Regions from separate parts of the Homo sapiens genome. Here regions 1, 2 and 4 are each linked to region 3. Evidence: chromatin loops called from intact Hi-C (ENCODE). Cell type or tissue: HCT116. All regions are shown on one strand. Each heading gives the region's core, and the rest is flanking DNA. Links, peaks and the distances in the headings are about the cores only. Region 1 overlaps LINC02268 (long intergenic non-protein coding RNA 2268). Region 2 overlaps CEP44 (centrosomal protein 44). Region 3 holds the start of LOC101928409 (a long non-coding RNA gene). Region 4 overlaps LINC02268 (long intergenic non-protein coding RNA 2268).

Region 1 (8,291 bases), core at 3,855-6,354, 610 kb after region 3:
CAAAAAATGAAAGCAAAAATGAATCTGAAATGTTAGATATTTGGAAATGAATGAGAGACTGGTTTGAAGAAATATAAGAGAACAAAGACATGCTTGCATTTTGAAAGCCGTTTTCCATAAATTCTTCAAGAGCTGAATATGCTAATTTAGCACACTGAACCGGTGATTTGATTTATCCTGTTCTGGATTTCTGTAATATAAAGAAATTATACTACAGTGAATGTCTAAAAATAGCAAAGTGCAACCAATCATGTTCCTTATTTATTGAAAACCACTAAGTGAACGTGACATGAGTGGTTCTATTCATGATATTGAAAGAATTCCTTTTTATACCTCACAGAACAGAAAAGCCTTTTATCCTTTTAATCAGAACAACACCTTTCCAGATTATCTAACAAGTCAGAAAACCCATTTCTTATAGTATGATATGGCATGTTTTAGGTTGCTGGTCAAAACCTCCTTTAATTAAATTGGTCATATATATGAACCCAAAGTATTTAGAATTAAGGTCTCTGTAGTAAGACTAACCCATTTAATTTTCTTATTTATGCTATTCATAACTGAAGGAAATTTAAAGAAACTGCTAAATACTGCCCATTAATTTTCTCCTTGCTCAATTTTGATGTAGAAATAATTTCGCTTTTATTTGTTTACCAAGAAGTACCATATTTAGGAACATTTAGCTAGACGTTTCAAAGCTATAAATAAAATTCTAACTTAATTCTGCAAACTGTTTCGTACCCCAATAACTAGAACCATAGAAAATAACTGGCTGGCTGCCAAAAAGTAAGGCGTGGGATAGAAAGCCTTTCTAGTATTCAAGTTTCTGAAATGAGAAATTTAAATGAATGCTCCTTATGATGTCAAGAAATCTCCATCCTGCTTAGTCCAACTCAAATATTTCCAGTTTTCAAGTTAGTATCTCTGTTTAAAATAAGCAAATGTGGATTGGTCTTCAGTGTTTGTCTGGATACTTTCTGGCAGTGGAGAAACGGGCATGCAAGGGTTCCCAGATTCACCCCACAGCCTCGCATTAGAGCAAAGGTGTTAATTTCCCTTGTAATTTTTCCTTCTCAATAACAGCATGCTCAAACCCAAATATTTCTCAGTATATTATTACAATTTTAAAAAATTGCTGGCTTATCCAATTCTGATCTGAAAAACCTTTCTCTAATTAGTGTCTTTGCAAAACTGAACTCAGGCAAATTTTAATCCCTCATTTACTGATTTTATTTTAATACTATTACTCAGCATATGTTGGCTGCATTAAACCATTACAGTAAAAATTAAAATGAAAGTCATATGATTTATTCCCCTTTAAAAGTGCTCAATTGGTCTAGTAAAAGTCAAGTGCCAAATACCAGATGTCGGATTTAAAAGAAATTCTGAACAAGAAGGAAAAAACCCTCCCATTACTCTCTTAAGATATTTAGTTGAAATTAATGCCATCCCAGAAAAAAATAATATTAACATATGAATACATTAGTCTGAATATATTTGATTTAAGAAAGAAGAGATGCAGGGAATAAAAATAAAAATATATTAATATTTATTGATTTAAACCCCGCTTTTGAAAACTACATTTGTATTGCTGTTACACACAATTTTCAAGCCAACTTGATATTTTACAAAGAAAATTAGAGTGGTTGTTTCAATTTAGAATGCAGAAGGTCAGAATAGGAAGACAAGAAATAGTATAGATACTTATATCAAGTTTTTATTACTTTTCCTCCAAACTTTTGTTTCTCCTCACTATTTATCAGCATAATTTTTAACCAAAATCCACTTCCTGGAAAAATAAACTGATGTGCTGAAGTTAATAGAAAGATATGTTCAAAAGAAATAGCCAAATAAAGATAACTACCTTTTCAGTTCTTATCATACTTTCAAGACAGCTATTTCATATTCAACACTCCTAAAACATAGTTATTCCCCAACTCCAGATCTTTGCCTACATTACTTTTTTCTTTCAAAAATTGCTGTTCTCTTTCCAACAGTTAAGACCTACACCTCAAAGATGGTCTAACTATAGCATTTCTTCCATAATTTTTTAAAAATTATTCCTCCCCCACCCACTCTGCCATAACTACAATGCTGCTATAGTGGTCACTGGCTAGCAATTCCCAAAACACTACTGCCTTTCTCCCTGGATGCGGCAAGATTACAGTCCCCGGCTTTCTTTTTTAGTAAGGTATGGCCATGTGAAAGTAGACTGACCAATGGGCTGTCCGCAGAAGTAGTTATACCCTCTGTATGGGTATTTCCTTTCACTGTGCTGGCTGCATTTGATTGGCAGTATGATCGTGGCGGAAGTCCGTGCTGGAGGTGGTAGTTCTGGGGTTCCTGATGGCTCCATGCGGTAGATCCTGCCCTCCTGTTCACCCCAAACCCCAAACCCAGCCCTCCGTCCTATTGAACTTTACATAGCATAAAATATTATACTGTGTTTATCCACTGAGATTTCTCAGTTCCTCAGCAGCTGACAATATCTTAACTAATGTAAGTAAAATTATGATCTCTCAGTTGACAGAATATACATAATATTTTGTGTTTTTCTTGTCACTGCCTATATTCTCCTTATTTGTTAATGATACCTCTTCTGACAAGTTCCTTAAAGTCAGGAACTCCTCTTTTTTTTCAGCTTTTATTCCTTACAGCCTCTGGTAATAAGTAGATGCCTAATGAATTGCTCTTTATCTGTCAATCTGAGTTTATTATGCTACCCAAAACTAACAGTCTCTTGGTTCATTCATTTATTATTTTATTCATTTATTTATCCAAAATATCTGTTGCATCTTTGCCATTTGTCAGTGCATTAGACACCTTTGGGATATCTTCCCAGCTCACATTAACTCCCCATTCGTAAGGGGTGACCTTCGACAATAGTCTCAGTGCCTAAGCTTGTGGCTGACTTGACCAGAGTACATTATCTCACTCAAGCTGGGCCAGTTAGATCCGGTCCCCAGGCAAGTTGCTAGGAAATAGCTAGTTCATCCTAGCTCATGACTGAAATTGTACTCTACCTACTTGAAAGCATTGGCAGCTATGTAATGCCACATTGACCTAAGAAGCCCAAAAAAGTATAGAGCAAAGAGGAAAAATAAAATAAGCACCCCCAAAACGTAAAACCCTGAAGCCTCTCCATGGCCTGTCTGCAATTATTTCCTTAGACCAGCCTGAATTCTACCACTGTGCTCTATAGCTTAACTATACATTACCTGTTTTGTATAAGCTATGTCAGGATGGCTCCTGTTACTTGCAACTAATAAAATTTTAATTAATAAAACAAGACATTTTGCTTTTCCCAGGGATACAATGATGAACAAGAGATATATAGCTCTTACTCTTATAGTAAAACCAGTAGGTGGCAATTCAGTAACTTTGCAAGGGAAAAAAATGAACTTATTTTTCAACCCTCTCAGATGCTGATTTTCCTTCCTTTTGAAGAAAAAGATTTGGGGGTGATTTTCATTTGTGCTACACATGAAACAAGAGTTTTATTATTCATGATAATATCACTTTCTCCTCTCCTAATGTTTTTTCTCTTGTTATTTTGCGATTCCAAAGTGTAACAAAAATTGTAAATTTAAACATCGGAAAAAGAAGTCAAATACATCTGTGTTGAAAAGAGAAAGGTGGGAAACTTTGAATTGGGGTGATGGTAATGGCGATGTGACAAAGTGGAAAGATATAAAACATTAGTGAGATGAAAGACGCGGAACTTAGGAACTAACTACACACAAGAACAACAGAGGGGAGAACCAAGATGGCTGTGTTTCAAGCATGAGTCACTAGGAAAATGGCGCAAGACCAGGATGCTGGTTAAAGGGAAAAAAATGACACATGGCATATTGCTGCATTTCAGAAAGTCTCCATTCTCAGGGTACATCAAGATATTTTGGAGATCTTTGAAAAGATACAATTGCCCCTCCTTCAGCCCCAGAGATGATGAATCCATTGGTCAGGAGTGATTCTGTGTATTAGTGTTTTTAAAAACCCATGTTGATGGGATTGAGAACAAAATTCATTTGAAGTGTCTGGCTCTTCCACAAAAGTATTTGCTTGTTTACTTTCTAAAAGATGTTTCTTAGTAGACTCTGGGGACTTCAAAAGTGTGGAGGGAGGAAGAGGGCAAGGGTTGCAAAACTTCCTTTGGGTACTATGTTCACTATTTGGGTGATGGGTTCAATGTCAGAAACCTGCATGTGTAGCCCCTGAATCTAAAATTTTAAAAGAAAAATAAATCAATTTAAAACTAAAAATTTTTTTTTATTTAAAATAGTAAAACACTGTACAGAAAACTTGAAAACCATGCCACTTAGTAATATGGAGTTGAAAATTAAGGCAGAAGATAAGAGGAGGAATGAAAAAATGAAAACAAAGCAAAATACCTATTAAGTAATACAGAGGATGGAAAGGAAAGGGTATATTCTGTAAGTCCTGCAGTTTCTTTTCCTTACCTCAGATACTGAAGCTTCTAACAGAAAATCCAGAAGACTCTGGGAAGTAGGTGAGGTTTGACTTCAATTCCTCTTCTTGCTGAATTCCCAATCTTTCCGTGCCTCTCACACCACACTCAGTAATTGCCTGTTGCTTTTACTTACACAGACACTCCTAATCACTGACTTCAGCTTTTCTCTTCATTGCTTTCTGGGATGGAAAAGAAGGAATAGTTAGCTAGGGAATTATCCAAAGCATCGTTAATAATTACCTACAAAACAATTCGCTTCTATAGCTACTGAATGAATGAATAAGTTGCTACATAAGAATCAACTACAATTCTTTCCTTTTTCTCCTCTTCAAAAGGAAAAAAGAGAAGAGGCATTATCTACTATTTATTAAACTGAACTTAAACAAGAGATGAAACCTAACGCAGCTTCTCCTCCCTTACAGAATAGGTAAAACAGATATGAATCAGTGAAGCAGAAACCATGTAATAGAAAAAGTGGAATATAATGAATTTGGATTTGATGATGTTTTACAAGCAGATATCGCAAGTCAAATTTCACAGCAGTAAAAACAACAGAAGTCCACAAAGGATAGATGAAAACATGTCTCTCTCCTGTCTCTCTCCAATCTCTGTGTGTGTGTGAGAGAGTGTGTGCGCGGGCGTGTGCGTGTGTGTGCGCGTGTGTGTGTGCGCGTGCGTGCGTGTGTGTGCGTGCGTGCGTGTGTGTGTGTGGTGTAGGGAGAGGGATAGATTCCTTTTCAAAAAGTGTCCAGAGGGGGAAAAAAAATGCATCATGCCACCTAGTGGCGGAAATTAAGTTGATTCCTTTTAACTCGACAAAGCGACTTTGCCTTTCTTTAGAAAATCAGATGAATTCATTAACATAGTGGAATCTTGATTTGGCAAACTACACAGTAGTTAAAATGTAAATACCAGGTCTATGTTTTAATTTTTCATCCACCAATGGCATTAAGAAATATGATGAACTTTAAAGAGCCCTGAAGTCAGAAGCAGGATATCTTTCCTTCTCTTTCGACCAGGTCACTTAACCACCCTGGAGCTCAGTTTCCTCCATAAAGGGCCAGAATAGATGAACTCTTAGCTCTTCAATTCCATGTTTCAAAGTATGCAATAGACCACATAATCAGGGTACTCTTATCTAATGCAGTTCCTTGTGACAAAGTCAGGCCACCATCTTCACTGATTAAACGCCGGATGACACAACATGCCTTCTACACTTTCAGCCTCATTCCAGTCACATTTTACAGAGTCCGTGCTTCATTGCAAGCCTTTCTTTATTACTGCTTTGCATTATTGGATGTCTGCTGCTGAGAGTCCCTAGATTACAATTCTTAACTTCTGTGAACTGCAGTGGTGCATATTTGTGATGTATTTTTCTAACTTACGTGAATGTCCACAAATTCCCCTTTGAAATCAAGTAAAGTATTCCTCCAAGAGAAAAAGAAATAGTTTGGAATTATGTAGCAATATTTTTCAGACATTGTGAAGTATAATTGCCCCTTTCTCCCACTCTCACTAATAATATACATCCATAATGATATACATCTGTGAATCAGATTTAGAAAGGGCATTAAAAGCAACAATTAATCTGGGCTATCCAGAATACATAATCTCCTACTAACTAATCTGTCCTTGTAACTTAGCGACTAAAGTGTGAACATTTTGTTTTAATTCAAAAAGAAATAAAATTTTCTTAAAATATAAGATTTTCTTTTTTATTTATTTTATTTTATGTATTTATTTATTTACTTTTTGAGATGGAGTCTCACACTGTTGCCTAGGCTGGAGTGCAATGGTGCAGTCTTGGCTCACTTCCACCTCTGCCTCCTGGCTTCAAGTGATTCCCCTGCCTCAGCCTCCCGAGTGGCTGGAATTACAGGTGCCCACCACCACGCCCGGCTAATTTTTTGTATTTTTAGTGGAGACTGGGTTTCACCATGTTGGCCAGGCTGGTCTCGAACTCCTGACCTCGTGATCCACCCACCTCGGCCTCCAAAAGTGCTGGGATTACAGGTGTAAGCCACCGTGCCCAGCCATAATATTTTCATTATTCCAAATGTGATGGAAAACCCATAACACTTAGCTGATGCAAATTGTTTAAAAAGTATCAGATACATAGATGAAAAGTCTTTTTAGTCAGATATTTGACTTTCTCTGCAGCAAAGCCTTGCCCCTCACCCTCAGCCCCAGCCAGCTGAGGGAAGAGTAATTAGCTCTCCAAAGAGAATAAGTGGTTAATGCAAGAACATGTTTATTTGCTCTAAGAAGACTGTCTTAAGGTTATATTCTCTACCCAGATTGCATCTTCACTGTTGACAACACAGTGTGTCACAGATGAAATTATGCTTGGGGTAAAATTAGTATTTCCTTCTCCAAACTGGAGATTAGAAAATAAATGGGTCAAGCATAGGAATGGGATAGTACACACATTAGCATTCTATGAACACACAGAGGGACTGGCAATTAGATTCATGGTAAATATTGCTGACATTCCCCTGATGCAAACTCACAAATATAAGAGAGAGAATTTTCTAGAACATGCTTATCAATGTATTTGTTTCTTTGTTCAACTCCCTTCTTAACATTGTCCAGACATCCTTTAAGCCTCCAACCTCCCCCAAAGACATGCATACAAACATATCCAAACACTTCATTTTTTCACGCAGTACCTTATAACACCTCTATTTAAGCCTTTAAATGATATGTTTACTTGTCTTTCTATCTCACTAGACTGTTAATTACAGCAGGCAGGGACCTTTTCTTTGTTAAACTTAGGACTTACTACTATGACTAGCATATAGTAGGCACTTTAACACCCTTGATTGAACTGAATGTACTGTGTTAATTTAAACAGTGCATTATTAATACTGGGACCAGATGAGTCTATCTTCCTCCTATGTCTCATTGCTAAGGAGCTGTGGATTCTCAATAGTAGAGTGTCACAAAGGGAGCAGCCTCTACTTCATTTGGAACTATTACAAAACATTGCTTTCCTCATGCTTTTTTTAGAGTATGGACAACAAAATTCTTTTCATACTGTTATGAAACACTTCTGATAGCTGGGCAACAGCTAGGAAGTCTCTTCAGTGAGGCCAGAGGCAAGAATCAGAGGATGTTATTCCCTTCATTTCCAGCGTATTATGTGGCAGGACAAAATTTTAAATTTCCTTCAAACACTTCATTCCTTCCCTTCTTCACCCATAGTAAGGAAGAACTTTTAGCATAATGACACACTGAAGTTAAACAATTAGACATGGTAAAATTTAGAGAAAGATGTTTGTTTCATTGTCATTGATATTTTTACTGTTCGAATAGTTCACTCTGGAAAAATCTCCAAAGACAACCTGAGCTTGTTCCTAGGATGAATTTATCTATTCCTATAAATGGAGCCAAGAATAAAAGTCTCAGAGCCTTTGACCTTAGCATGTTACTAAACAGAAGCCAGGACCTTGGAGCAAGGGATGGAGTAGGCAGATGGGTAGAAAAAAACAGGAGAATGGCCCCTTGACTTCTGTTTGAAGTGAACTCTCTGAACTAAAAGGTGCTGTGATGGAAAAACACTTGGCAGCACTTTCCAGATTCTATGCATCTTTATAATAAGCAAACATTAAGATTATTTTTCAGTAAAATCATCTTTCTGATAATGGTCTATATCCACATATCCTTCCAGATGTTGGAGGAAATAATGAAGTGATTACAGTCACTGGATTTCTAGACAAAGCTGAATGAACAGCAATCTTGGGGGGTGGTGTTTATTAAGGCATCAGCAAGTTTAATATGGAAGGAAGGGAGCCATTTCACACTTTTCTATCCAACTAGT
Region 2 (8,291 bases), core at 3,036-5,535, 810 kb after region 3:
TGGCTCTATGAGAGATAAAAATTAGTCTTCTAGTTGTTTCAGTTCTCAGTGGTAATAGTTTGTTCCCCAATTAAGGTTGTCTGTGTAGGCTTACAATAAAGCTCTCTTTATGTGAACCAATTTAAATGGGTGTCTAATTTTTTTTTTTTTTTGCATTGCTTTTGCAGCCAAATGTATTCTGACTGAAACACAGGGTTTGTAGGATTTATTACATTATCCGTAATCTTCTCTAATTGATATTTTTGTAGGGGAGATGCCATCATTTTGTCAAATTAATATTATCAGGATATTTGAAATGTTAGGTTTTTCCGTTTTTTAGAAAAAGAAATCTGTGGATCTTAAATTTTTGCATTACTTATTTTCATATATGTCAAATCAAGTTAGAATGTTTCTTGATTTTTAAAAGATATATATGGTCAGTTATAGTAATAGTTGTCACTTGCCACAGAACAGTAGTAAAAAAATTTGTGAAATGCTTAAATGTTGCTGAATAAAAGCATCATGACAAATTCATGGATACTAATTATTTAATGTAAATATCACCATTTTAAGAAAAGAATACGGTGAAACCCTGTCTCTACTAAAAATACAAAAAATTAGCCGGGCGTGGTAGCTGGCGCCTGTAGTCCCAGCTACTCGGGAGGCTGAGGCAGGAGAATGGCGTGAACCCGGGAGGCGGAGCTTGCAGTGAGCCGAGATCGCGCCACTGCACTCCTGCCTGGGCGACAGAGCGAGACTCCGTCTCAAAAAAAAAAAAAAAAAAAGAAAAGAATATACATGATTGATTCAATAGGTTATATTTTAAAATAAATTATTAACTTACCTGTTTATTCAAACTGATTGCTATCATGATAATAATACTGCCTTTTGTAATTTTTATTGGGCAATTTTTAACATCTAGATCTCCATATGAAAGCTGTTACCTTAAGAGTACTAAAAACTCTTTGATCTATGCGGATAGCCATTTTTAATTAAAATAGTATGTTTTTCTTCCATCTGTAAATAATATTTTTAGATATTTGACTCTTCTGTGAAAGGAAAAGGTAATCTAAAACTTAATTTCTTCACAGACAGAAAAAGCGAAGTAGAGAGGCCAGCAAGTATTCCTCTGTCCTCTGGCTATAGTACAGCATCATCAGATTCAACTCCCAGAGCCTCTACTGTTAATTACTGTGGTTTGAATGAGATTTCAGAGGTAAGAAAATGCTTAGATTATTTCCTTTCTAAATGAGGAAAACAAGCAAGCATTAGCTTTTGTTGTAAATATTGCTAGCAAGAAAAATAGCAAACGCGAATCTTAGTCTCTCAAAATTCTTTCATAAGTAAACAGTACTTAATGCAATGTTTCAAACTGTGTTTTGTACATTCTCGGTCCATCTTTGATGATGGTTTACTTTGAGAAATCATCTAAATTTGTTGCTTTTTAAATTAAAGGAAACAACAATCCAGAAAATGGAAAGGATGAAAAAAATGTAAGTAACAGAAAGGGGCAACAGAAATTCATTTCTCTATAGGGAATTGTATTGGATTACAGTATATATAGAATGTGCATGTGTGTTTCAAACCTTAAAGGTCTCTCAATCAGGTGTGGAATTTCCTTCAGGACTCCACTGGATAATAAATCCACCTACAGTTATGTGTTTGTGAGATGAGTCACTGTTTTAGTTTCCAACAAGCGATTTAAAACTTGTTGGAATTGTTAATGGAATTAACTGCAGAGAGAATACAAAGATATTTTTGGTTGGTAACTAATCAAGAGTATTATCTATTTTTGATAACTGATTTATCAAAATATTAAATAATATATATAGATGGATGGTTTGGAGACATTTTCAGTGTTGTGAAAATATCACTGGTGTTTTTCGGCAAGTTATTGATGAGATACTAAAAATGATGTTTTTGTCTAGTACAAATGGTGTGATTTTTCTAAAGAGCAGTTCAAAGGAAATATGAAATGAAATTGCATATAAGATGATTATGCAGCCTACTACTATAGAAAATTATAATATTATTTAGAAATGCAAAAAGTACTTAACTTACACTTCAAGAATATGACTCATAATCGACTCCTCTTTGTCTTCCCTCTGGTCATACTTAAGTTTATTCATAGTAACTGTACTTATAGATAAGAAAAATATTCAAATTTATTTTAGGCTAAAAAGCATAATTTCAACAACTAAAATGCTATGCTTTATTATGAATTATTGATTTACTTAATATATTATTTATTATATTTCAGGTTTGAAGAAACTGCAGAGTTACTGAAATGTCCAAATCACTACTTGTAGGATTTTCTACATGAACTTTTTTCTAGGACTTTGGTTACTATACATATTGTATATTTTAAGAATTCTTTATACAATTTTAATATACTGCAATACTGCAGTTTTTGACAATTTGGATTCCATTTGGTATATGAATTTTTGCATTCATTATTGAATAACTCTTTTAATATTTTTGAGCAATGATTATACTGCTTTACCTTGTGTCACTTTTTTTTTTTTTAGGAAAAACTCATGTTCCAGTATATTTCTCTTACAGAGTGAAGTCATTACAGCACTGTATTTCTGTGTTGACATTTGTTGGCAGTGTGCTAAGTAATGTTTTTTAAAGCACAGGCTTGAGGACTATGGTTTACATCCTGTTGGAAACATTCCAAATGGGACTTGTGTATTATACCCAGGAGGCTCTCATATATACCATCTTGGCATCTGTACTGATGAATAAGTTATAATGAACAGTTAAAAATGCTCATTGAAAATTAAATAAAACAAAAAGGCAGTTATTTCATGCTTGGTCAAAAACATCAATACCTTTCCAATTAACACTGAGAAATTAAGGTTAAGATTCTCCTTTTGTACTGGGAAACAGGCTGGAGGACTATGGTCCTCAAGTTTAGACCAAGAGGACTATGGTCTCAAGGTTCACCATGAGAAATGTGTTGAACATTTTAGTATGCTCTATTGTATAATTTTTTTGGAGGGGGGGATGGAGTTTCGCTGTTGTTGCCCAGGCTGGAGTGCAATAGCACGATCTTGGCTCACCGCAACCTCTGCCTACCGGGTTCAAGTGATTCTTGTGCCTCAGCCTCCTGAGTAGCTGGGATTATAGGCATGCACCACCATGCCCAGCTAATTTTGTATTTTTATTAGAGACAGGGTTTCTCCGTGTTGGTCAGGCTGGTCTCAAACTCCTGACCTCAGGTGATCTGCCTGTCTTGGCCTCCGGCGTAACACTTTTTAAGACCAGTGTAACAGAAAGAGAATGTAGCCATTCTAGCCACCGTTAAAAGATACACAGTGAGGTGTTGTGTTTTGTTTTTTTAATGATGAAAAGTTACACATTTTTTGGAGAGAAAAGTCTTAGCTGAAGGTAAATCAATGGAAAAATGAAATTTATTTTTAATATTACTACTATATGAATTATCTTTTTTTAAACTTGTAGATAAAAGTGTTCCAGTAATCAGAAAATCCTCAAGAAAATTGACTTCATTATTTGGAAGGAAAATTAGTATTTTTTTTAATATTATATGGACCATCTGATTATATTTTATTTATTCATCTATTTATGGTATGTATGTATAATTCTATATTACACTGTCAAATATAAAATATTGTTATATGAGTAGAAATCACTTAAATTTTTTTTGTGTTTGTGAATTTGAAACAGTGTAAGAAATCACTTTTAAGAAAACATTTTTAGAATTCCTTTGTTTTTTTTTTTTTTCTTTTTGAAACAGGGTCTCACTCTATTGCCCAGGCTGGAGTGCACTGGCGTGATCTCGGCTCACTGCACCTTCTGCCTACCGAGTTCAAGCGATTCTTGTGCTTCAGCCTCCTGAGTAGCTGGGACTATAGGCCTGTACCGTCATGCCTGGCTAATTTTTGTATTTTTGTAGAGACAGGGTTTCACCATGTTGCCCAGTCTGTTCTCAAACTCGTGAGCTAAAGCTACTCGCCCACCTGGATGTCCCAAAGTGCTAGATTCCATGGGTGAGTCACCATGCTTGGCCACATTTTTAGTATTCTAATAAACAGTTGGTCATCAGAACTTTAAAATGGTAGCCTACAGAAACATACAATTTTGAATTTAACAGAGTTTCAGTAAATATTTCCAGAATTAATGAAGCATGTTAGCTTTAATTTTTTCAATTGTGAGAGAAGTACATTTATAAAAATTAAGAGGTTAAGAGGTTATAGTTATAAGGGAAAAAACTTCTGTATCGATTAACTCCTAAAATATCAGTACCAGCATGGAATTATAGCACCACCTTGTGGTTAACATGCCAGTATTTTACCTTTTGTTAAAACAAGTGATTTCCCATCAAACAGGATAATATTTTTTCCCTTTTGAAAAATTCAATTTTAAAAAGAAACATTTTTGAAGTTTTCTTATGGAAGATAGAAAAAAAGTTAAGTCTCTTTCTACCCTTTCTTTTTTTCTTTATATAGTGCAGATATACACACAGAGAAGGGACTTAAAACATTTCTAATCTCCTAGTTTATATACAGTGTGCAAAATATAAGTAAGTATATATTGAAAATATAAAATATTTCATATATGTTATCAGGTGGAAATTTAGAATCCAAATTTTCTTAAACTTTAATAACTTGTCTAACAACTCTCTAATAGGGACTAAAAATCAACTCAATATATCATACATTTACACTTACAAAGAGTCTTTATCTAGACAACATAATTTTTGGAAAAATAAAGCAAATTCAACTTTATTGGAGTTATTGGACAGATCAGCAAATTGTTATTTTAAAAAGTTTTCTTGTTTAGGCAATTTGGTAAGTGGTTTCTAGTTATAAACTAGCCACTGTTGATTAACTTGAGAAGGTGAAGCAGGGGAGTTCTGAAGAGATTACCTAGAGCTACATAACCCTAAGTTAAGTAAAATTTTCACTTTCATTCTTTTCATTCTCTCATAAACTGGTTGAAAAAACACTGTACTACCAACAAAGGTGTCAGTTGCTTGTGCTGCCCTGTCTATGTTATGCTCTGAATAGGTCTCGGTAAAGATTATATGGAAATACTATAAAGAATACATAAGGTAAAATACTAGTCAGAAAGGGTTCAGAAGAAGTTAGCATCAACTGTATGAAAATTCTAGGTAAAGCTAAGTACTATTGAGTTGGAAAAAAGTAATTCTATCATGTTTGCTTGTTTTCCTCTACTGTTTTTAATGTGATGTTGTAATATATTTTAAAAATAAAACTTGAAAACGTTGGGACTTTGTTTCATGCCATTCATTACTCATAACTTTATATAATTGATACACTCTTCAGGAAGCATAAAAATTAATATAACCTTCTCAATTTTATAAACTACAACACTTTTTGAGCTCAAATAACATTGTAACTTTGATTTTTACTTTTTAACAGTCCCCAGGTTTGTCTCCTTTCTTTGAAACTGAAGGCATCAAACTGATCAGCGTGGAAGGAAGTGATGTTTATCTTAAGTCCTAAAGAGTGAACAGAATATAGCCAGGGAAGATGGTTTACGCAAAAGGACTAGCATAAACAAAGGCTTGAAAGGAAGAGCATTTGAAAGAAATTCACTAGGGCTAGCATACTGAGTGTGCTCTGTGTGTGTGTGTGTGTGTATGTGTGTGTGTGTGGCTAGAGGTCAGTTGACACAGGCCCAAGGGGCAGCTTGTATCTTATTTACTGAACCATTTAAGCAGCAGAATATGATAACCAGATCTGAGTTTTTGAAGGATTTATTTTACCGCTTTAATATGGAGAATGGGTAAGGGGGCAAAACTAGAGGCAGAGAAATCAGTGGGAGACTATTACAGTAATCGAAGAAACATAGTAAGAGTGACTTGAATTATGATGACAGTGGAGATGGAGGGAAATAATGGGATTTGGAGCAAATGTAGTACTTCCAGTTTAAGGACTATCTTCAATCTAGTATCTGGACTGAGAGATAGCAAAAAGATACTACACTAGTGTTTAATCTGTTATCTTGCCTAATTGGTTCCGTCTGGAATCTTGTTAGAAGTGCAAAATCTCAAGCCCTGCTCTTGACCTACTTACTACATTAGATTCTTCATTACACAAAGAACCCAAAGACATTTGTAGGTACTTTAAGTTCAAGAAATATTAGTTTACATTCACATACTTCTTGTTTTATTATCATAACTAACATTTGAATCTAAGCCTTCAAATTCAGATTCTCCGGAATTGCTTTTATCTAAATATATACAGCTTCTTGCAATTCACATTTAGTATCTTGGCCTCCTTAGCACCTTTGGTTAGCGTTTTAGGGTTTTGAGTGCATTTAGTTAAATGATTTTTTTTCCTCAGTCAAATAATATATAAATAGGAATTAAAACATCCTTTCTTCAAAATTAGGTGTAAGCTTTGTACAAATAACTTGTTTGGTCCTCATCAATAATGATTCTTTACTAAGCATGCACAATTCATACCATTAGCCTCCATCTTTGAAATATCTGTGTTTATGTTGAAAAATTTCCTAGTTTTTTACTTTTAATTATGTTGCCCAAAGTACAACAGGCAATATTCTGCATACATATTTGTTTTTCTCTATTATGTCATAGGGTGACTTTTCTGAAGATATGGAAAGCAATTATTAGAGATCCATGTTTCACATTTAATTTAAAATTCAGTATTATATGGTCTTACAAACTTTTTCTGAAAATCATTTGTCAAGGAAATCTCATTTGAGTAGTAAAATGAAGTAAATGAAGGAGTAAAAAAAGCATCTTAAGTTTAAGAAAATACAATATTTAGAAAGCAGTTTCCATAGATGAATTAGGTGCAAAGAGAGCGAGAGGAGAGGAAAACAGAAACCACTAGGAGTTCTTAAACTTTACCCAATCAATATGTATCTTGCTTCAGATTTGCCATCTTCTGTTTAAGTAAGCTTTGATTTACTGGGTAAGAATCTGATTATTGTTTTTAAATTCTGATCATTGTTTGTTGATATTCACACTAGGACATTTAAAACAACACCACAGCTGAGGACTTTTAAATGAAGATCAGTAACAAACATCAAAATGTTTAAAATTTATTTATTTTTTCACACTGCCATGAGAAAGTAGAAAAATGTTTAAAGTTTAAAAGCATTTCAGTATTCCAATTATCCTCTCAATTTCGCACCATTTTTTAAAATCATCATTCTCTTCCACCTTCACTTTTTATATACTATGCTTTTCCACTTTCTGAATGTGCTGGGCTTTCCATGACTTTACAAATGCTCTTCCATCACCTAAAATGTTCATTTGTTCTCCACTCTTCATTTCCTATCCTCTGCACCACATTGGCTGGTAGAATTCTACTCATCATAGGGGCTTCAGATTAAACATAACTCCCTCCAAATAATGCCCCCTAGGTCCCTAGAATAGTTTAGATTCCCTGTTTATGCTATGAAAAGCACCCTGTAATTTTTCTTCATTTCGGTTTGTACATTATAAACCTACTATTTGCAATTGTTGCTCAAGGTTGTCCTCCCTGCGAAACTATGAGTGTTATGTGAAAAGAGATCCTGAATTTTGTTTACTGATGTATTCTCCATGCTTAGCACAATGCTTGGTACATAGGACATTCTCATTTTATTTTGTGGCTTGACAAACAATTAAGATGTCCTCCCATCCCCCATATTATGATAGAATTCAAATTTTGTAAGCAACTGTTAGCTGATTTTTAAATTCAATATCTGAAATTAATTTCATTTTAATGTCAACTTTATTGTTATACTACATTTCTGTATTTGGTCACATATTTAAATGTAGAATATAGTATGTAGCATTAATGCCCAAGTTGGTAACTTTTAAAATAGTTTCTCCATACTTTAAGCACTGATATTTTTGAGCCTAAATGTGAGATTTTCCTAATAAAAAGGTGAGGAAATTTAATGATATTTTTGAAAAGTTACTCAAAAAAGTACACAGGTCTCATTTAAAGCACTAAAAGGCAGCAAATTTTTAGAGAAAATGATATTTCTGTTTGCGGCAATATGGCATACAAGGTATTAAAAAATATAAAAAACTCCTGCAACAAATCATCAAACATTCTTGAAAAAAATATAATAAATATTTATCACAGATATCACAGGAAATTAAAAGAAATCCCTAAAGGCCAAAAGAAGAGGAAGCAGAAATTCAGAGTATTATGCTTGCCTGAAGCAGCAGCTGCCCTGAGAGATTGTTGATATTAGAAACTAAGGCCTTGAGAGGTTTTCCCCCCTCATGTTTCTGCATCAGCGTTTATTGTGTTATAATTTACATACGATAAAATTCACCAATTTCAGTCATACATTCA
Region 3 (8,291 bases), core at 3,047-5,546:
TACCTGCGCGTGAACCTAGTGAGACTGGTGCGTTAATGGAAGGAAGGGAGGGCGCCCATTAAAATTACTTCTCGTGCTGCACTTTTTTGTGGAATGAACCAAAGGCATCCGGAGAAGAATATAGTATTGCACGCCTGGACTTCGGACTCAGCTTCCTTTTTCTGACCCTTCCTCAACCTGGCTTTCCCTCTTCAGGAAGAGATTTGGAATTCCCTTTATGGTGGGGCGGGGAGGGGTGGGGAAACAGCCAGCCCAGGTAAGTATGTGAGCCACATGGTCCGCGAATGGAAGAAAGGAAAATCATCTCCAAATGCAACCAGGCAGGTGGGGGTAGTTTGACTCTGAAAGGGAATGGGAAATCTGAATAACCCCGAAGGCAGCAGACTCCATACCCGGTGTTGAGGTGTGAGAAACAGTCAACATTTGGAGCCCTGGAGTCAGAAGATTTTTGGCAGCTGTTAGATAACTTCCTGATCTGCAATAAAGTTCATGTGACGGAGAGGATGTTTCCGCTCTCCGTTGCCTGGCTCCTTTCCTTTCTAAGCCTGCAAGTTTAAGAGATTTTACCAGGTCCCACTTGAATGGTGGCCTAATGTGGGCCCTGGGAGGAGTCCTGGTGGCCTGAGGCTGCAAAGATTGGATCAAACAGGGGCAGTCACAAGCTCACTGGCCTGTTGCATCCCCAGCTTTCACCTGCCAGGTGACACCAAGGCCTCCCTTTCTCAAAATGGGGAATCCAGGCTGCTCCATTTTCAGACACCAACCTGTCTGTTCCTGATCCTCCCCACAAGGTCCAAACAAAACAGTTTTTAAAGAAATCTGTGTAAAGTTCCAAGCGTCTTCCACAGCCCAGGTGCACTCTGGCTGCAACAGCCTAGTTTCTGGACCATGATCAGGCATAATTAGGGTCTGATCACTATAGAAATATATGCAAGATGTTTACTTCCCTTAGTGGAAAAATAGAAGGGGGGTCTGGTGCACAGTGGGACTCACGAAGAAGGAGTGTGCTCTGAGAGCACCTAGCACCCGTGGACCTCAAACCCTTCTCAGCTCAGGGAGGGGCAGTGGAATTCAAGCTCAGGTGGTTCCCTACCGACCAGGTCCCTGGGTACGTCCCAGGGCTCTGGCACAGCTAGAGCAGGTGTCCACCTCTCGGTTTAGGCCAGCTTGACCCTGTGTCGTTCCCACTCCCAAGCCCCCAGTCATATACATGAGGACTGGCAGCAGGTGGGCAGGAGAAGGTGGTGTTCCAGCTACATCTTGGAGTTTTTGCTTGGGATCCGGCCAGCTTCAGGGACCATCACTTGTGGGGAGGGTTGGACGTGGACTTCCCAGCTGGATGATAATAGAACTGGCTGAAGAGCAGAAGCCAGAACTCAAGGTTCAGACCTTGTCCACCAAAGTCAGAGATTGCAGATCAAAGCTATTCAAAAACTCACTTGTAAGACCAGAGAGAAGGACGTGAAGTTCCCAGAGTCCAGGGTCTTGGGGTGGGGAGGGGAGTGTTGCAAGGGTAAACAGCTGGCCTAGGAAGCTACACCTCGCCATGCATGGTGAGTGTTGAGGGGAGATGGCTTTTCAAGTTTTTAGGAAGAAAATAGAATTTCCGAAGACACAAACACACAGCAATGAGGATATGTGACAAATATCCTTGTTTTGCAAAGGTATAAAGGAGGAAGTCAACATGCTGGAGACCACAAAGTCAGTCCAGAAGCCAAGACCCAACCCAGATGTGCCTGACTCTGAATTGCTTTAAGCACTTGCCACTCAGCCTCTGATAAGCAGCTTAAGTTACATCTTCGCGATGTCCCTAATTCTATGAGTGGTGGATCTGCCCAAACTCCCAACAGCTTTTAGGAGGGTGTCATTTGTAGCAAAGTAGAGACTTACAATAAACCTCCTGCAGGGGAAGAAGCGGGGTGCGTGGGGATAGTAAGTTTTCTTAAATGTGCCAGAAGTGTCTTCTATTTTCTGCCCACCATAAGCACGGTGTAGTCTAATTGTTTCCAGTAATTGCATTCCAGTCCTGCACAACTGCAAACTCTGGAGCACCGAACCCACTCACGAGCACCACTTCCTCCAGCACTCAGTGGATGCCTAAGAGGCGACTGTGACCATGTTCGCTGGTGCAGTCCCCCGCTCTCAGCCTTCACACAAAGTCTGAACTACATTGGTTTTTTTTCATTTGAATCCATTTCTTTTTGGTCTTGGCTTAAGAAATCACTCTGGTCATTAATAACTGTAATAAGATCACTCTGGCCCAAGTCACCAGGGATGGCAAGGAGCCCAGAGGCTTCCCTGCATGCAGCGCAAACGGCGTGCTCCTCCGGTAGCCGTATGGGGGAGGACCTATAAGGTACCTGCCAGCACAGCCTGGGGCCTTTCCTACCCCAACTCGTCACCACCGCTGCCTCCAGCTTTCCCTATCCCAGCCCCAGTGGGTAGAACCAGACAGGAGACTAGACCTCTTTGTCTGCAAATGTGGGACTCCCAGGCAAAAGAAGCTCAGAAATATTGAATAAAGGTATTGGACTCTAGAAACCACGTGGAGAAATCTGGTGTAATGGAGGCAAGCAGTTTTAGCTATGGTTGCTGCAAAATATCAAATGCCCTTCAAATTTTGTGCACAATTATTTTTATTCTCTTTTCTTAATGTTTCTTTTAATTTTTGTCTTGAATTTCTTGATTTTTAGAGTAGTTGCCAGACCACTGGAGTCCCTGCCAGGAGAGGAGATGTCACTGAAAGGTCAACACCATCCTTCTCAGAGGAGGAAAAACTGAGTTCAATTCACATTGGCAGCCTAATTCCAGCCCCATGACCCAGGGGGATCATCCTCTTCCTCTAGGGGTTCCTAAAGTGGAATGTGGTGCCCTAGCCACAGCTAGCAGCAGAAACCATGGCAGAGGATGGTAGAGGAGAGAGAAATGCATGAATGCAGTGCCACTTTCTGAATTTTGTTTTCACTTGTCTGTCAGCCTTGATTGTCACCACTGAATTAGATGATCAATAACTGTAACTGAAGAAGAGAAATCACCATAGTCTCACCTTCTGTCACTGTAATGACTGTAAAATGAATTAGTATAACCTTGTAGGGGTTAAAAACGCCCATTAAATGACCACTCATTTAGCCACCTCCAACTTTAGAATTGCCCCCTTCACCAGAGACAATTAGGGCCTAGATGCCCAAAACCCAGGAAATGCACCTGACACCCCCTAGAACATCATTTCCATGTCCAAAGGGAAAGAGAAGGCTCAACAGGGATGAGTGTGGCTTTCAGGACTCTTTAACAACAATTTATCCTCAATGCCCACCTGGAGTCAGTGCCCTGTAGAGCTGATGGCCCAAAAGGCAGGGATGTGGGGTTCCTCTCCACATCCCTTGCTCGGCCATCAGTATATTGGGACATCAGTACAAGATTCTTGTACTGATTCTTGTACATCAGTACAAGATTCTTCTTGCTCAGCCATCAGTACATTGGGAAAGTGAAGAAAAAGGGAAAGGGGAGAGTAGCTAGACAGCGGAGAAGCTCTGTGCTGGGATTCTGTCTTTGTAGGAGAAAAAATAGGGGGAAATGTCTGCCCAAGCAACTCCCAAACCACAATTGCCTCCTGCCACAGGCCCGAACACTCCTTTCTTGCTTCCTAGGTTTGCCTGTTCTATCTCACTCCTCCTACCTTCTGCAAATTTTTCAAATCCATAATCTAAAGCATTCTCTCTAGAGTGTAAGCAAGCAGTCATCAGACAACCTCTCTAGATGAGAAAGAAGGCGTGAAGCAACGGCTGGGAGGTGGAAGCACAAATAATGATGTTTGGAAGGTGGAGCTCCTGGAGCTTTGCTTTCAAAGGTTAACACGTGGGTTTCCAGAGCTCCACACTTCGTTCTTTCCCAGTTTAAGGGTGGGTGGTCCCTTCTGCTCACGAAATAAACCTCTGACAAGTGGAGAAACGGCTGAGGTGGCACTTGGAAGTTAGGAACCAAGTTAATCCTCTCCTAGGTTTCCCCGTGCTTCTAAGCCTGTGTTGTCCCCGCCCGGGCTGAAGGGGGAGCTCTGGGCTCAATTTAGATGGTGTGAGTAGACACTGAAGCCCAGCGAATTTCAGTTTAAATCTCAAACCCTGGTGTGGTGAGGCAAGAAAGGTGACACTTGAGGGACACATGTATGGTAGGACTCTGGACTCCTCTGGTTGAGTAAGAGAGTCATGGTAACTTTGACTTTCCTGTGGGTATTTTAGAGGAATAGGGACGTAGGCCCTACAGCTTAAAATAGTGCCCAAAGTTTCAATTCCTTAGAAAGGGATTTCCCATCACTTAAATCACCCTCTAGGAGTGTATGCTAGAGGCTCGTGGAGGGCAGTGCAGCCCCGTCTCCCAGGTTACCAGGAGACGGCCCAGGCTGCAGGGCCCCTCAGTGTGCCATCAACTCCTCTCATGCCTGGAACTTGTTTGGGTGCACAGATCTACAGCCAGGTCTGCTCTCTTTGCACCTCAATTTTCTTGTAGGCACAGAGACAGGAAATGCCCTTCTTACAGTTTGTGAAGATTAAACAATAGGCAGCCTGTAAAATGCCTTCGCACTTAATATGCGATCATTAAAATCAGTTCCTTCCCTCCTGTCCTGAGGGTAGGGGCGGGCAGATTTTATTACTTCTCTTTTCCTGATAGCAGAACTGAGGCGGGGTTGTGGAGGAGCGACGGAGGACCACCTCTAACTTCCCTTCACTTCCTGGATTTGAAGCCTCAGGGCCACCGGCCTCAGTCCTGTTACGGTGGCGGACTCGCGAGGTTTTCCAGCAGCTCATTCCGGGACGGCGGTGTCTAGTCCAGTCCAGGGTAACTGGGCTCTCTGAGAGTCCGACCTCCATCGGTCTGGGAGCGAGTGGTTCGAGTTCAGATGCTGGGAACCGTCGCTTCTCCCCGGCCGGGCTCGCTGTTTTCTCCTCCGCTCGCCGTCATCAAGCCCGGCTATGAGCAGGGCTTTAAATCCTCCCTCCCTCACCCGCAGGTTTACCGAGCAGCCCCGGAGCTCTCAGACATGCTGCGCTGCGGCGGCCAGAGGAGGGGTGGGGGCATTGCCCTCTGCAGCCTAGTGCCCAAATTGCCACTCATCCGGTCTGGTGCCATGAAGGGAAGGCCGCGAGATGGTGCTAATTAAGAAGGCCAGACTCTACTCCTTGCACAAGGTCCGGAGCATGGCCCTGTTTTTCTGTTTGTTTGTTTGTTTGTTTGTTTGTTTTAAGACAGAGTCTTGCTCTGTCGCCCAGGCTGGAATGAAGTGTCTCGATGTCGGCTCACTGCAACCTCCGCCTCCCGGGTTCAAGCGATTCTCCTGCTTCAGCCTCCCGAGTAGCTGGGATTACAGGCGCCTGCCACCACGCCCGGCTAATTTTTGTATTTTTAGTAGAGACAGGGTTTCGCCATGTTGGCCAGGCTGGTCTTGAACTCCTGACCTCAGGTGATCCACCTGCCTCGGCCTCCCAAAGTGCCAGGATTACAGGCGTGAGCCTCCCGGCCTGGCCCTGTTCTTTTAAAAATAGCCGATCTAACTTCACACTACTACCAAAAGCCAGATCTGTCCCCAAGCTCTTTCTTCCCACATCTCCCCTACCTGCTTGAAAGGGGGTGTTAAGACCTCCTCCACACCTGAGCGCCCCCACCCTGTGGCCGCCACCACCAGAACCACCATCAACTCTGGAGGCCGATCTGAGGAGAGAAGAGAAGCCAACAACCCCGCAGGATGAGAGAGCAATCTCTTTTGTATCACAGACCCTCCGGAGCAGTTGCGGGAGGGCTGGCTGGGTGCATGGAAGTATTTAGCAGGTTCAGTGCCATTACTGCCTAACAGGGTGTGAAAAGTAATATGAATGTGAAATACTGTGGGAAAACGGAGAGTTTCCAAAGCAGGCAGCGAGGCCCCTCCGCTGGTGGGCCTGGAAGGCCAGAATCCCTGCTGCCCCGAGTGCGGCTCCCGGAGGCGCTGCTACTGGCCGAGGACTGCAGAGGGAATGTCGGGGAGGGGGAGATGGATGGAGGGTGAGATGGGTGGAGGGTGCAGTCCGCCCTGAGAAGAGAGGGAGGGGCAAGCTGGCAGTGCCTGGGAAAAGCCCGAGAAAAGCCCTGTCGGCTCCCTCTTCCTGGCTGCTAAAGTTGACACAAGACGGCTTCTTGGAACTCCCCCTCCTCCCGCCTAAATGTACAGAGCAAGACTTGAAGTCAAAAGATAGATAGCGATCGTGCTGAAAGTCAGGTGGAAAACAAGACTGCTAATTTTATGAAACAACCTATCAACCCACTGGGAAGAGATGACAAGAGGTACATGGGCGCTTCTGCAGGAGGTGGAGGTGGAGGTGAAATGCCGAGGTTCTAGACTGATGTAAATTTCTCCAACTAACTCCAGATCGAGAGCCTACAAATCCGACAAATATGCCCACACTTTGACAGTAACCGCCTCCCAGCACGCCCCACCACCGCCAACACACATGGAGGGGTTTGAACTTTTCCACCTTCCGGACCTCTGCAGTCCGTCGCAGGACGCCCAAACCACAGGCCGGACACAGATGAAGCCAGACCACAGCCCCCGCCCCAGCCACCGCGGTAGGTGGGTGCCCAAGAGACTTCTCAGGTGAGGGCAGGGGCCCCCTGAAAGGCACTAGAGAAGGCCTGCCGCCCGAATCTCCCCAAGTGCAGGGGAGAATTACATTTCCCCACCTCCTACCCAACCTGCCCCGGCCGAGTTATGGACATCGCCGCCTCATTCTAGACTTGAAGGCACTCTGCGGCCACCAAGAGACCACTCCGCATCCTAGGTCGAGCCTGTGGGAGAAGCACTCGGGGCCCGGGAGGCCGAGGTGGGAATGCCTGCTCTTGGGATAAGTGCCGCTACATTTGTTGGGCGGCTTTGTCAGTTTAGAAAGCTTGTCCCTGCACTCTGACAGTTTCTGCTTGCAGGGCCGGGTGCCGAGGCGAGATAGCCAGCTTCCCTGTTTCTTAGAATATTTCCGTAAACCAGACTGCATCCGAGCAGCCGGGTGGTGGTACGGCTGGTAGCAGAAGGTGCAGATGGTGCCAGGTTTGGAAACACACCCCACTGCATATTATTCCACTTCACGAGTACTAAGGAGGAGTCCAGAATTGGTGGCCGTCCTCCCTCTTGTTTTCTCATGCAAATAACTCAACACTCTAATCGTAAATCAAAGCTCCAGGGCCTACTTTTGCGAGGGGCACTGGAGAAAGAAGAGAGGGTTGCGCGCGCGCGTGCGGGAGCTTCGGAAGCTAAATCTCACTCGCGGGGAGGATGGGACGCGTGGGGACTGAAGGCGGCATCTGCCTGAATAAAGCCCTCGCGCGCTCTGAGCCTCCCACTCTGTCCTGGAGGCCTGAACCTCGCGAGTAGAGCCTGGCGCTTTTCCTCCCCGGGAGCACGACGGATAGAATGCGCGGGGTCGAGACGGTGTCGGTAGCGGGGGCCGCAGCGCTTTGCAAAGCCGGCCTCTGCCCCCGGCCTCCTTGGAGGGCGGTAGCGGGACCTGCGCTCGCAGCCTCTCCCCAGGGCTGTGCGCTTCGGCCTGGCGGCTGCCGGGCAAAAACCTCATTTATTTCCTTCCTTCCCGAGTGAGCTCACTTCCTCCCCGCGCCGCTCCCTTCCGTCGGCCGGAACCCGCTCCTGGGCCGCGCGGCTGCAGCCGGGAGCGCGGACTCGGGGTGTCGGGCGGTGTCCGCGCCCCTCCCCACCCCAGGGCCCTTCTCGGGGGAGATATCCAGGAGCTGAAAGAGATTCCTCAGGAGGAAGTGGAAACCTCTGAAAGGAGAGGAAACCGACTCTTTTGCAAGAAAACTGAGCGCCGGCTGGAAGGCAAGGAAGCCGAGGCGGCCGGGGAGATTCACCCACATGCCTGTTGACTCGGGCCCAGTACCTGCGTCTCCTTCCTTCTCTTTCTGGCCCTCATTTCCCCTGCTTCTCACTTTAGTTCACTGCTGTTTTAAAAATTCATATGCGGGCTCATTTAAAAAGCAATTTCACATTTTAAAGACTGCAGCAGCAGAGGGAGAATTACAAATAGGATTGATTTAATTAGCTGGTAATGCTTCTCTCATGCCCTATAATTAAACAGAAATCCTAATGGCGTTTCAGGGCCCAAAAGTGATTATTACTAGCATATTTTACATTTACATTAAAACGCTGTCCCCGGGGTGTAATCCAGGATCTGGCTCCATTTATTCAAATTTCTAACCTGAGTACTGAAGCCAGAATACTGCTCCCCAGCAATGGAAGGATGGCGTGTGGGGGCTGT
Region 4 (8,291 bases), core at 2,042-4,541, 650 kb after region 3:
GCTTTTAAATATGACTGAAATATGTTCATAAGATTATTTAAACTTTTGTCCTAAAGTTTTGTTCTCCTTATTAATTTATCACATGTGTCCTATGTAATATGATCATCTGTATATGGTATGTAAAAAATATATATATGTTTAGCTCCTACAAAGGTTTTTCTCAGATAAATCCAACTACGAATAAGTAGACACACCCCATCCACATTCAGAAAGTGATTTAAAGCCCAGGAGACCCCATGATGTGGCCATACTTTGAAACAGGGGAGCTACATTCAATTTTTAAGAAACCTAATGAAAAAATTATAAAGTCATGAAAAAAGTTATAAGCACAAATATCAGGGTTTGAGAATGGCAGTTGTATAAGGTCACTCTGGAAAAATTAATATTTTGTCTAAAATAAAGTCCTATATTATTTAAATAGTTATAAATATGTTTATAAGCCAAATTAATTTCAAAATGCTACATTTATAGATATATGATAAGCAAATGAGTAATGAAAATATATTAATATATTAATTATATTAATTAAATATATTATTTAAAATATATATTTCATACATAAATTAAATATAGTACAATATTTATATGTACTACAATTATATATCTACATATAATAATTATGTTATGCATATTACATTGCATATATTTTATATGTAAATGACATATATTTATTCTTTTTAACCATATAGCTTAAACTTTTCTATTTCAACAAAGAAAGCAAAATACGTATTTTATTTCTAGGATTCCATTCAGAAGACATGTGATACACCTCGAAACTGAATTTTTATTTGTTTATTAAAAGCCTGACACATGGATTTTGATATTTTTTATGTCCCTACCCTGTGCTAATGTGATAAATATAATTTCCTTTTTCAAACTACTCATATCTTAAATGCTCTTTTACTACATGTTTGGCCTCAAATTCCTTTTTGAATAAGGTGGAGTACTATAAACAAACAATATTTAATGGCTGTTTTGCTGAATAAAAATATAACAGTTAACAGCTTTCTTCATTAACATGCTCGCCCAGGAGCTGGTTTAACTTTCCATAGCAAGACGTGGTCATCAAAATTCCTATTCCATATTTCCAAATGCTTTTTCTGTCATATTATTTACTGGAATTTAGATTATTATAAGCATACGTTCTATGAGGAAATTTTTTAAACTGATAACACCATAAAAACTACATCACCTGGGAGACTGAAGCTCTGGTTTAGATGAGAAAATTCTTTTCAGATCCACAGTTTCGATTTGCAGCAGGGATGACTCAGCCTCCGATAGCACACTGTGTATCCAATGCCTAGTGATTCAGCTTGGGACAGTTGGGATTATAGAAGAAGGAACAGATTTTCTTATAAAAACAAGTGGTTTTTTTCCTTCTTCATGCCTTACAATCTGTTCAAGAAACAAATATCATTCTTATCTTACCCTTAAGACAAAATTTTTGTCAGCCACAAAAAATCAAGTAAATATTAACCTTAGAATATCTGGAGTACAGTTCATCTAGAGAAAATGATAGATTCATTCTGGACAAGTAGGAAATAAAAGAATAGTAATACATATTTTCTATTGTGTACTTCCAGAGATAAAGTTGATTGATTTTTTTCCCAATTTTTTATTTTGAAAGATGTGAAGAATTATATAATGAACACCAACATATCTTAGGGTCATCCTTTTTTTAACAACTTGCTTCATTTGCTTTTTTCTTTCTTCATCTCTATGTATATTTTTTGTGCTTATTCACTTGAAAGTTAGTTGCAGTCAACATAACATTTTAGCCCCAAATACTTTAGCATATATCACCTTAAGAACAAGAATATTCTCCTATAAAACCATAATATAACATACCCAAGAAACATATTATCTAGTAGACAGTTGTTCCTCAATGCTTTATTGTTTCTGATCCAGGATCCAATAAAAAATTACACAGTGAATTTGGTTGTCTCTTTCGACTCCTTTAATCTGGAATGAGTTTTTAATTTGATACAGTGAAAATGCTTATTTTCAAAATTACTCAGTCTCTAGAGTATCATCAATTAATACTGTCAGCAAATAATCAGGAAGACAATCTTAGAAACCTGGCCAGATACCAAACTTAAAAAAAAAATCTATAATCATTTCACTGGAAAAAAAATTCCTTCCCAATTCAACCCATGTAAACCTCGGCCAGGTAAAGAACAAGAGAAGCAAACTTGAAAGTAACCAGGGGCTTAAACCATACAAACCCCATACATCAAGTTCAGCAGTTTGAATTGAATTGGTGGTCAGCCTACTTTGTGTAGTACAACAAGGTAAATGTGCTGGCAATACAGTAGAGCCAGCCGACAAAATAAATGTTCATTTTGACTGATACTTCACTATTCAAATACTCTGCCCTTCTTTCCCCCTGAAACCCTCAATGCCATTTTATATAAAAATTTAAACATATTCTGACAGTGGTTTTATGGATAATACTAATGAATACTATCATATTAAATTTCTGTTCGTTCTCTGAATACTTCTCTTCCTCCCAGTTTACATTATTTTGGGAAAAGCACATCTTTAATCTTTATTGGCAATAAGCTCGCCTCTTGTTATTCACTTTAGGAGAAAATCCTTATTAGAAATGCAGTGCTAAAAAGGTACCTAAGTCATCAATATTATGGTATTTCATGAATTGAATTTGATGTATCATACACAGATGCTTGCATTAAAGCATACAACTTATTTTGGTTCAATAAAATGTTAATACATTGTTTAGCATTTATAAACAAACGTACCATCTTCAGTGCTAAATACGCAAATGACAAATGTAACAAACATGATGAACTTATTTTCCAAATCCTGCATCATAGGCACATGAAATACTTTGGTTCACCTGAAACATAATCTTTCATCATAAGAAAGGGAATATTATGATGAGAGAGGAGTGATAGAAATGTGGCTGTTTTCCTGTTTTTGATTTTTATGTGAAACTTAAAAGTCAATAAGAGAGAGTGGATTTCAAATGCAAGGTAATGGACAAAGGCAGCAAAGGGGGGTTTCTATTGCCACCTAGTGTCTAACTTTATAAGGGACTTATTTTTGAACATGACAGCAGTCACACAATGTGAAACAGACTCTGAAACGGGAAAGGTAATTACGGCACTTTCCAGCCAAAGAATTTCAGTCTTTTTTTCTTATGGTCAACCTCCTGTCACTGTATAACTGGTCTATATATATAAAAATACCAAAAATTTCACATATTAAAGAGTGATATTTATGAAGATGGTGATTTGTGTATATATCATGATATATACATGTACATTTGAAATTAATTCCATTATTATTTTGGATCAGTATAACTATTTAGAAAGTATAATTCCTGATGAAACAAGAAATAGTTATCTGTCACACTTACTCCATTGATATTTACTTAAAATATTACTACGAAATTTTTTCACTTTTTTTTTTACTTTATGTAAAGCAATCTATTTAGTTTGGCTAACACATTTTATGTCCTCAAGGCTTTTGCCACCTTATAATTAGACTCTAATTTTAGAAATTGAATTGGTTATTGTGTCACTGTATAAACTACTTAATCTCCCTCCCCGCAAAAATGTCCAGCAGTTCACTGAAATAAGAAATCAATGGAGCAGATTTAACTAGCTTCAACTGTGCAATGAAAATATGCTAGTGAAAAGTTACTGGAGATATGCCCCAACATAACTGTAATCTAATGATCCAAATCAATACATATTTGAATAGTCAGTTATTTTTCATCCTTTTCATGTTGTGAGCATAATGCAGTCATGTAGATTATGCTGTCTGAGGAGTGGTTTAGATTGTTTTATTGGTCTGCAACATGATTGCCAAAGTACAACTCCTTTCTTTTATAAATAGATATCTGCGGTTGGCGTAGAGATGTCATCTTCTCCTATAACAGCCTGATAAAGATCAGGTTTTAGTATTTAAGGTTTTGTTTTAAAGTCAAGTTGAAGTTTTTAGGCATTAATTTTATCTGGCATGAGGCGAGCTGGAGTGGTGTATGCAAGTGATAACCACTCTTTCTTTGAAAATAAACTGCACAGTTTGACTTTGGCAGGGTTTCAACGGTGGAAGACTTATCTGCTTGTAAAGTTCTCCCTCACGTACGTGCTTACTCCATTTATTTTTTTACTTAGTGTAATGAGGTCTGTGGAATGGAAAAAAATAGCAACAGGAGAGTTGGAGACTATTTTATAGAGCGAAATACATATGTGTATGAATAATGTTAACTCTGTGAATGAGTAAATTCTCTTTAGTTTTTTCAATCAATCATGCAAAGCGAGAATCAGAGCCTTTAAAAATACAAAAGATGGTATTTATTTTCTTGAGACTAACTTGCAATCATATAAGCCACATATTTTATCATTTTGTATCTTTACATGGAGTGCCTATTCTTGAGGGTGTATTCACAAACTCATATTTGAGTCATTGCTTCTTTGGCCATGTACGTCCATATTGCAAAGGCACTGATTAAAATATGACAATAAAATGGACTAGGTGACTTTTTAATAAGTGCATGTAAATAGTAGCAGAAAAATGAAAAAAAAAGTGTTACTGAAAGATGAAACTGAAGAAAATTTGACCCATGCTAATTCTTCACTCAAAAAGGGGAAAAGAAAATATCTACAAATATGTTCTTAAAGGCAGGAATAAAACATTGCAGCTAGGATTTCCTGGTAATAATTAAGCTTCATAATTATACCTAAAAATTGTATCATCTCAGTTCTATTTAGTAACAAAGCAATTCTTTTCCAAGTTTTTTTCATCAAGCACCCCACCACACACAGATCCCTGCAGTCACTAACTCACCAACATCACCCATATGTCCCCAGTCTCCCAAACCATATAGAAAGCTATTTTCCTTTCATCACCTCTCTCAAAGTCAGCAGTTTTAGGCTTGAAAATCCATACAAGGGACAAGCTCTGTCTTAGTTAGAGTTCTTAAATTACCCTAGACTTGGGAGGCTTAAACAAGAGAAATTCATTTTCTCACAGTTCTGGAGGCTGGAAGTCTGAGACCAGGTTACCAGCATGACTGGGTTGTGGTGAGGGCCCTCATGCAGGTTGTGGATGGTCATATTTCTTGCTGTATCTTCACAGGGTAGAAAGAGAGTGAGAGAGCTCTCGGGTCTCTTTTATAAAGGCACTACCATTCATGACGGATCCACTCTCATGACCTAATGACCTCCCAAAGTCCCCACCTCCTAATACCAGCACATTGGGAGTTAGGATTTCAACACTCGAATTGGGGGCAGGGGGCACTAATGTTAAGTTCATTGCAGGCTGCTGGACAGAGACTTTCCAGGCAAAATAGACCACGATTAGGGACACAAGTGACCATGGAAGGCTGCACGCTTCTTTATGACTGTGGCTATTCTAGTCAGAGAAGGGGACAGAGACTTAAAGAGTATTTGGAACCAGGTGAAAAGGTTCATGCCCAAATTTTATGGTGTCCAGCCATGTGTCATGATAGCAACAAAATTCTCGATATTTCTATGAGCAATATCAGTCGGTCTCTTTTCCACATTGTTAGGAGATCCCAACGGGCCACAGCTATGGAAAAGCAGGGAGAAGGGAGGTCCAGCAATGGTAATTCATGTTTGTTTCCCTTAATTAGGTGGTGGCTTTATATCCCAGTGTCCTGTATTTTAAGGGACATATGTTGGGACTTAATTAATACTGAGGAGGAAAACAATTTTTCAAATCCTTTGTGTACAAAGAGAAATCAAGCAACTTTGGCAAGCTTCAGTAACTATTTCTGGAGACCAGAGTATTAGCAAGTTTATAAAATATTGTGTGCCAGTAGGTTCAAAAGTATTATTAAAATTCTCTGAATTATTGAATTTTGACAAATTCCATGTGTGAAAATATATCAAAAGGTACATATAAGGAAGGTCTCATGTCCTAAAGTTGGAGAAACCGGACAAATGAAAACTTTATAAAAGCAGAAATAATGCAGGATTAAATGCCAATTCACTAAAACAGACCATCTACACTGACAGAGTTCAGAAGGAGGAGAAACGGTGGCGGGAATAGCAGTATGGATGGAAAGGAGTCAGCATCCAGGCTGACCTTGAAGAGACATTGGGACATACACCAGTGGGTGTCAGTAGGAAAGTCAGGACAGGCAGGGGAGCAGCAGGCACAGAGGATGGGGTTCAGAGATGGCCTTGATTCCAGAACTGACCAACTACACCCACCTGTTCCAAAAATAAACACCTAGTGTGTTCTTTCTGTCTGAGAGACACTGTGGGAAGAGGTGTGAGGGAAGAAAATGTTTGAGAAGGAGAATTCATGCTTATGGCTCTCTTCAAAGCACCAGACCCCATGCTAATCACTTTACCCTTGAGTTCCTACTCCAGAAGTCTGTAGTGAAACAAACACAAAGCATACCAATAACTACAGCACTGGGTAAAGGAGGAGAGTTGCTGTATGAGAGTCATAATGTTAGAAAACTCCAAGCACAGAGATGCTCCTCAAGCTAGGAGAAATAAGGAAAACTCAACAGAGGAGGAGGCACGATTGTCAGGACTGAAACTCGTGTGGGATTGAAGACGGAGTGATGTCCCCAAAGAGAGAGATGTCCCAAAAGAGAGAGATAGAGCCAGACTCAATGGGCTTTAAATATAATAGAATGGGCTTAAATGATTTTCTGTGTTCAGTGAGGGGCATTAGAGATGTAAAGCAGTAGAGCAGAGGTATGGAAGTTACGTTTTCTGGATGGTAATTGGGTGCTGAGGAGCAGAATAAATCTGTTGGAGAGCCTTCCTTCAGGCAAACGAGGTGTATTATTCTGTTCTCATGCTGCTAATAAAGACATACTTGAGACTGGGTAATTTTAAAGGAAAGAGGTTTAATGGACTCACAGTTCCACATGGCTGGGGAGGCCTCATAATCATGGCAGAAGGCAAAGGAGAAGCAAAGTCACACCTTACATGGTGGCAGACGAGAGAGCTTGTGCAGGGGAACTCACATCTATAAAACCATTAGGTTTCGTGAGACTTATTCACTACCATGAGAACAGTATGGAGGAAACCACCCCCACGATTCAATTATCTCCACCTGGCCCTGCCTTTGACATGTGGGGATTATTATAATTCAAGGTGGGATTTGGGTGGGCACACAGCCAAACCATATCACCAGGAAAGAAATCTACTGGAGTGAAAGGAAAGATCTGGCCCTGGGTAGTGGCCTAGGAAAGAGCTCCTGCAATGTGATATTAAAAAAGCAGAATTTTGGGCTTGAGTTTCATATAAGGGTCACTAACTAGATTGTAAATTTGGGCAACTCTTTCTTCCTCTTCAACATTTAATCTTTTCATTTGTAAAGAGAGAAATGAAGGACACTTAAGTAGTGAATTCTTCGGGAGATTGATAAATTACATGTGAGTAGTCTCTCTGCCTTTTATTTGTCTCTAGTGTTTTTGATATGAGAAGGTCCACTAATATAAATAGTTCTCTTTTTAATTAGGTTGATGAAAAATATGTGTACAGATATAATCTACTAATCAATCTTTAAATTATTGAACTTTATTAATAGTTGGATAATCTGAGTGCAGCTATCACAAAAGCCTAAAGCTCAAAAGACCTGGAAGATCATCTGGTTTAATTCCAGTTGTAGATTCAGATACTAAAGCCGTTGGAGGGTCAGTTACTAATCAAAGTCACATAAATGCAAATAGCCAATGAAAAAACTTAATTCAAAGTCCTCTGATTGGTGAGCCAAATATATTTTTCCCTGGGCAGGCTGTCTCTGCATAATATGTTTTATTTTTTTTTCCATGTTTCAGAAGGTAGGTGATATGCATAGTATTTTTCAATGAAATGGATGCATTACATACCACCAGGCAAGGAGTTCTGACTTGACTCTGCCATGTTAGCAAATCTGCTTGTATGCTACCCTAGGAAGACAGCAGAGTATCCGAGGATTTGGAAATGCAGTTGATTGGATTAATACCCTGGCTCTGCTACTTACGACCTTAAGCAGGTTATTAAAACTCCGTTAAACTAAATTTACTCATTGATAAATGGTGAAAATAATGTTGAGCTTCCAAAGTTGTTGTAGAATCAAAAGAGAAAATGTAGGTAGGTTACCTAGGGCCTCATCTGATAGCTTATTGCTGTTTATCAGGTTTTCTTCCTTTCTGTGTCATTTCCTGAGGAAGGCTGGTATTCATTTAGTTCTCTTCCAAAACTATGACATTTGAGGGTATGACTCTAGTAAATGCTTACTATTGAATGAATGGCTCTTCCTGAACATGCTATGCTTTACTACAGCACTTTTCA

What was found. Hi-C counts contacts between places; a loop is a spot of excess contacts. Peaks named below come from ENCODE experiments on the same cell type or tissue, not always from the same donor. Only the 100,000 strongest peaks of a DNase experiment are listed, where the experiment ranks them.
Region 1: it touches region 3 in a loop (8-fold over the local background); 63 of 110 quality-filtered maps call a loop at or near these places.
Region 2: it touches region 3 in a loop (9-fold over the local background); 20 of 110 quality-filtered maps call a loop at or near these places.
Region 4: it touches region 3 in a loop (7-fold over the local background); 54 of 110 quality-filtered maps call a loop at or near these places.

Annotation. Positions count from the first base shown.
Region 1 is chr4:174,115,437-174,123,727 of GRCh38, forward strand. It overlaps LINC02268 (long intergenic non-protein coding RNA 2268), which reads right to left. Exons shown (of 5, transcript NR_125896.1): 2 at 4,461-4,650. Among named protein-coding and RNA genes, the nearest start is that of LINC02268, 100 kb to the right of the region's middle. In HCT116, for the core only: a CTCF peak has its summit at 5,271 (motif pointing left); a DNase peak (open chromatin) is centred at 5,215; H3K4me3 peaks cover 495 bases; H3K27me3 peaks cover 699 bases.
Region 2 is chr4:174,315,096-174,323,386 of GRCh38, forward strand. CEP44 (centrosomal protein 44) reads left to right here. Exons shown (of 12, transcript NM_001040157.3): 10 at 1,071-1,195; 11 at 1,435-1,472; 12 at 2,240-5,233. The coding sequence ends at 2,288. Among named protein-coding and RNA genes, the nearest start is that of CEP44, 35 kb to the left of the region's middle. In HCT116, for the core only: a CTCF peak has its summit at 4,264 (motif pointing left); a DNase peak (open chromatin) is centred at 4,286.
Region 3 is chr4:173,501,991-173,510,281 of GRCh38, forward strand. LOC101928409 (a long non-coding RNA gene) reads left to right here and starts at 6,127. Exons shown (of 2, transcript XR_939467.3): 1 at 6,127-6,622. It also overlaps a transcript of SCRG1 not described here. In HCT116, for the core only: a CTCF peak has its summit at 4,049 (motif pointing right); a DNase peak (open chromatin) is centred at 4,041.
Region 4 is chr4:174,153,395-174,161,685 of GRCh38, forward strand. The region is part of intron 1 of LINC02268 (long intergenic non-protein coding RNA 2268); the gene reads right to left. Among named protein-coding and RNA genes, the nearest start is that of LINC02268, 63 kb to the right of the region's middle. In HCT116, for the core only: a CTCF peak has its summit at 3,040 (motif pointing left); a DNase peak (open chromatin) is centred at 3,037; H3K27me3 peaks cover 2,030 bases.